Regions from separate parts of the Homo sapiens genome. Here region 1 is linked to region 2. Evidence: read pairs that join two places in POLR2A ChIA-PET (ENCODE). Cell type or tissue: PC-9. All regions are shown on one strand. Links, peaks and the distances in the headings refer to the core of each region. The heading gives the core; the rest is flanking DNA.

What was found. ChIA-PET counts read pairs that join two places held together with the same protein. Peaks named below come from ENCODE experiments on the same cell type or tissue, not always from the same donor. Only the 100,000 strongest peaks of a DNase experiment are listed, where the experiment ranks them.
Region 1: POLR2A ChIA-PET joins it to region 2 with 8 read pairs; 1 of 35 experiments calls an interaction of 5 or more read pairs at or near these places.

The regions. Positions count from the first base shown.
Region 1 is chr3:172,077,379-172,080,298 of GRCh38, reverse strand. The region is part of intron 1 of FNDC3B (fibronectin type III domain containing 3B); the gene reads right to left. Among named protein-coding and RNA genes, the nearest start is that of FNDC3B, 39 kb to the right of the region's middle. In PC-9, for the core only: no CTCF peak of the experiment used is centred there; no DNase peak of the experiment used is centred there; H3K27ac peaks cover 145 bases.
Region 2 is chr3:171,378,355-171,381,274 of GRCh38, reverse strand. All of the region lies in intron 1 of TNIK (TRAF2 and NCK interacting kinase), which reads left to right. Among named protein-coding and RNA genes, the nearest start is that of TNIK, 81 kb to the left of the region's middle. In PC-9, for the core only: no CTCF peak of the experiment used is centred there; a DNase peak (open chromatin) is centred at 1,744.

The DNA.
Region 1 (2,920 bases), core at 118-2,617, 700 kb before region 2:
ACTCTGTCTCTTAAAAAAAAAGAAAGAAAAAATTCTAAGCTTCAGAAGATGCCTTCAAGGGTGGGAACTCCCAAGACATGGTTAATAGCAGGACCACACTCAGTTTCAAAAATCAATTCATGAAATATCCAATCTCCTTTCAAAGCCCTGGATACAAGGCAATTAATGAAACTGGGTAGTACCCCTTTTTTTTTATAATTCAGGTAACTGATTGTCATTAGCAACTAGGTCTAAGAATGCAGTATGAACATTTTGTAAGACAAACCTTATTTTTCTGTTTTGAGTTTTTCCGTAGCCCCATTTTCTTGACTGGGCATTTAACAAACTTTTTGTTTTAGGACCCTGTTTGTGATCTCAGATTTGAAGCTGAACATCTGAGATGTTACGCAGCCTCATAGGGTTTCAGTTACCAAGACTGACAGATCAACAGCTAGGTTGGCAGTGCAAAAATCCACTATCTGTTTTTGAAGAAACGGATTTTCTGCCTCCATGTTTTTCATTTCCAGGAATAATACTTCTCTCATGACAAGCAGACTTGTAAAATGAGGAGAAGCCCTTATCAGAAACCAGACTTCCTCCCTCTCCACACCCAGCACCTCTCTTTAAAAAATGTCCCAAATCCTGTCTTTATTAGAATTTGAATTTTGTCATCTTAAAGGATACTGGTGATTTCCCATATTATGGCTATACGGGAATTATCTCCCATCCCCAGTGCTAAAGTAAGACCTCAACAACAGCCAGCACAAGAATCATTGCAAGATACCTCTGTTTTGATGGCAGAAATGCCCTGGTTGCAAAATTTCTTTCCAATTATCTGAAGTCTTTTGGGTCTGTATCTGTCCAATTCACTTGCCAGTTTGTTCTTCCTGATCTCTTCTATTAAACTAGCAGAAGCATCTGGGACTGCAGCTCCCAACACAGAATCCCACCAAGGCCAAACTCCATCTTTGGAGAAAGGGAGAGACCCATTCTGGATTTAACAAGCATGAGGACCACGCAGGCTCCTGAGACTTAATACACATTTATTTTTTTTCCCCAACCAGCAGAAGATACTGAGGCCTCGTCTCACTAACATGCTACAGTTTAACAGCATGTTAAACTTTTACAGTAATGATGAATTCATATTTTTGATGTCATGTCTTCCTAATTCTGGGGAGATCATTCATTCATTTATAAATCTAGGGCCAGATCAAACTAGGTCAACCAACACTGACCTTATATAAATGTCAGTCTCTACCAAGGGCCTACTGCATACATAATTTCTATAGGGCGTGAGTTAAATTATTATCTCAAAGGTTACTAAAATACCGACCTCAGAGATTACGTGGGGAAAAGTCATCAGTGTGTTCTTTATTACCTGTATCAACAGATCGTGTAGTAAACACATTCCCGTGGCAATCATGTGATGGTCATCACCAAGAGAACTTCCTTTAGCAGGCTGCCTTGGGCAGGAACATTGAAAACTTTTACCTGAATTGCCCCTCTCATTTGAGGAATGCACCCTCAAACCAATGAGCACAAGAAAGACACCTGGGTGGCAGCGGGCAGAAAGCTATCATTAAAGTCAAAGTGTTTAGTGCAGATTGCCCTCAACCAAAGTACCACTGTTTTCTCATCTACAGCAACCTTAATGTTTCAGTATATTTGAATATCTACCCCCGATCAGCCTACTGCTCATTTCAAAGAAGCTAGGATGAAAAAGAAAAGGCAGGTTTTGTTTCACAAATGAAATTTACTATTTTCAAACAAAAGGTAAGGAATACATTCTGCAGTCACAGGCCTGGCTCCTCTACCTTCTTCTGATGCAGCGACCTACATTCCACTGGAGGTGGACATTGCAACAGCCCCTAAACCACAAGACGCCACTTACAGGTCCATAGTACAAAACAGCTATTTTCACATATTTCAAATTGAGGGAAGGGTTCATTTTAAGAATTAGTACAAAGTGTCATCTCACCTTAAAGAACAACAAGTCGAAAGAAAAGAGTTCACAGAAAAAGAGTCTAAAATATGAGCTCTGGCTGGGTGCAGTGGTTCATGCCTGTAATCCCAGCAATTTGGGAGGCCAAGGCAAGCGGATCACCTGAGGTCAGGAGTTCAAAACCAGCCTGGCCAACATGGCAAAACCCATCTCTACTAAAAGTACAAAAATTAGCAGGCCATGGTGGCGGCGGCCTGTAATCCCAGCTATTTGGGAGGCTGAGGCGGGAGAATCGCTTGATCCCAGGAGATGGAGGTTGCAGTGAGCAGAGATTGGCCCCTACACTCTAGCCTGGATGACAGAGGGAGACTCCATCTCAAAAAATAATAATAATAAATAGAAATAATTAAAAACAACAATAAAATATGAGCCCTAATTTGGATGTCTACCTAAAGTTATAATAATTAAACACATTCCACTTTTCTGTGTGCTTTATTTTGATTACTATTTTGTGTTTTGAGGCATCATTCTGCTGTAAGCCGAAAATATAATTTTTTAGGTAAATGTTAATGCCAAATACTATTCCAGTCCATCTTTGGGAATTTAAATTACTAGGCAACTTAAAAGCATTCAAGTTTTCTTTTTTGGGGGGGAAAAAGTCAAATATTTCTATAAACGGGAGCCTTTCTACATGAGACCACAGAAAAGAATTCATTAATTTTCTCTCAGACAACCACACTGGAGGCCAAAATCTTTGTTCAGGAAAGGGAGAGAGCATTCATCAATTAGGTATAGTAATGTTCTGGGGCTTTGTTTATAAGTCCGACATAAATCGCCATCTGCTAACTTGGACTAGAAAGCTTTAATTGATATTTATGTAGTTCAGAATAAAGTAAAGGAAGAGGCCTGTGTGAAAACACCACTCCATAATGATTTTCACACCGCTGGATCAATGCAATCCTATTCTGACTGAATAATGTCATGTTTAAGGCTTCCTTC
Region 2 (2,920 bases), core at 292-2,791:
GACAGTGGAAATTCAACACCCATGGAAATCTGGAGGGACAAAAGGACTGGCTTTAGCTTCTTGAGTCTGCCAAAAAGCTTTTAGATCCTTGAACAGATGGTATAAATCCCCCGTTCCAAAATGTTATCTGCCTTGCAAAACTAATAAGCAAGCAAATAAATTTGTATGTCCTTCACGGTGGCCTAGCCATAGATATAAAAGCTTGAAAAAAAAATAGATGCAAATGAAGCCCTGTTATTAACATCTGTATGAGATTTATAAGAGTTGGTATTGGTCAGCCATCTGTACCATTACTGGTGACACCAAGTGATGGACTAAGATTGGTTTGTACCTCTGCCAGATGACAGGTCCCTGCTCCAGGTAGCTATTATTGGGCTCCTGGCTGTTCCTACATGGCTCTGGGCCATCTCACCCTTCTCTGGAAATGGGAGAGTAACAGATGATCTAATCAACCAGCCAATATTTCCCTACTCATAGAAAAGTCCTGGGCCCTTGGCCGAAAGGCATTAACCCTGCCCCTTTCAGTGTGCACAACTCTTGCCCTCATCAGAGGTTCCCTCTGCAAAGGGCAAAGAAGGAAGCTCACTGTATTGTGAAGAGGGGTGGGGACAGGTAGGCAGCTGGTAAAGGGGGCCTCATACTCCTATTAGACTTAGAATAGAGTTAGGTCCCTTTTACCTAAAAGTTTCACCTCTGCCTGTAATCAACTTCATGGTTGCTTATAGGTGTAGGAAGAACAGTTGAAAATTCTTTCAAGCAAATAACGTGTCATTGGTCTGTTGTAAGCAGGTGGTAAATGAGTATCTCTGGGGGAATGGTCCCGTTAAGGCTCTTCTTCCAAAACAGAACCTTGAATTGTTTCCTAATCTTTCTTTCTTAATTATTTAGGTAACCAGCTCTTGTCTTTAAATCCATCTCCTGCAGTTGCTATCTTTTTCTTCATCTAAGTATCTTCAAAAAGGCAAAAGGCCAAAATATTTGCTAGTCTGGTTCCCATCATTTCCACCTCGTTTTGCTGGAAATACTGGAAAGTTACCCTGTCCTGACAGGTCTGGAAGGATCCCATGTTTGCAAATCTTTGTAAACTGTATGATACATTTTCCCAAACAGCTGTATAATCTCTGCAACAACCTGATGATGGGAGGGAAGGGACCAGGTTGAGCAGGGGCTGGGGTTGGGGGTGGTCATGTGCATATTGACCTTTAAAGCAACTTGCGTGTGTGTGTGTGTGTGTGTGTGTGTGTGCGCGTGTGTGTGTGTGTGTTTTGACCAAGTTTCGCTTTTGTCGCTCAGGCTGGAGTGCAGTGGCGTGATCTCAGCTCACTGCAACCTCCACCTCCCTGGTTCAAGCGATGCTCCTGCCTCAGCCTCCTGAGTAGCTGGGATTATAGGCGTGTACCACCACGCCCAGCTAATTTTTGTATTTTTAGTAGAAATGGGGTTTCACCATGTTGGTCAGGCTGGTCTCGAACTCCTGACCTCGTGATCTGCCCGCCTCAGCCTCCCAAAGTGCTGGGATTACAGGCGTGAGCCACTGTGTCCGGCCTGCATGTATGCTTCTTAAAAGACTTTTTTAGAAGAGCTGAGAAAAATTACAGGAGGTGATGGAGAGAGCTATCCTTCTCCAATATCTGTCTTGTGGCTTAGTACCCTGAAGAGTTTTCTTAACTTGCCTTATGGAGTTGGTGTGCCTTTCTCTGACTCTGAATGTGTTAGAAAACAGTCTCTGAACACACAGTTGGGGCTTGTGCATTCCTTGTGTGCACAAGCAGGTTTGTAGTCGTGACTTGGGAATTTCAGGTCAAGAAGCATGAGAAGGGCTGGCCAGTGAATCCCAGCAGCTGACAAAGGATTAAAATAGCTGTGCTATGCACCAAAATCAGAAAAAATATTCAAGTCAGTGTTACAAGAAGTCCTTGGATTGTTCTCTTTTTAGTTTTATATTCTTAGTTGTATATACTTATTTATGCAATGTAAGCTAGTAGACAATAATCAATTTATGTAGAATTATTTGTTTTCATCTGTAAGGAAATAATTTTGAACTGAGCTAACTGTGAGTATGAATATGCTAAGTCTGTGAACCGAGAAAAATATATTTTGAAAATATTATTTATCTTTTATGCTGATATATATGCATGTGACCTACTAAATGGACTGTCAAACTGGCCATGTGCACTAAATCTTCTTACATCATTTCTGGAAATGAATGAAATCGATTTCTTAACCCAACTACCTAGATTTTGCAAAAGAACAGCAGGGCCTGCCCATCCTACCTACTGTCCCTGTTTCCTTCCTTTCCAGGTCCACTTTTTGAAAGGCAATGGGTGATTCCATCGGTTTACTAAAGGGTGAAATCAAACAGAAGGAAAAACTAGAAGTCAAAAGACATAGGTCTTCATTTAACTCTGCCACTAACTAGGATAAGACCTCAGATAAATCACCTAAACTATCTTGCTGGAGAAATCTATAACTGCATAAGTATATAGAGCCTGTCTGGGCCTCTCTTTGCTCTTCTGTAAAATGGGTAGAGATATTTTATTGATATGATCTCAGAAATCCTCGCTGCAAATGTCACAGACCTTACCGCATTGTGGCTGTCGGTGGAAGAAGTGGTGATGTGAGGACTTGCTCCATCCAGATAATATTTATTGAATATCTCTGATGTCCCAGTCATGATCGAGGTATTGGAGATACTGCAGTGGACAAAACCAATAAGAGTTATTCATTCTTGGAGTAAAGAAATTATTCTTTCTTGAGTAAAGAATTTTTAGCGAACACTTTTTAAGCACTTACAATATGCTAGATGTTGCTTTACACATTTTATATATATTAATTATTATATCAAGTAATCCAGCAAAGTGGGTACTACCATTATCAGTATTTTATAGTTGAAGAAACAGGCATAGAAAGATTAAATAAC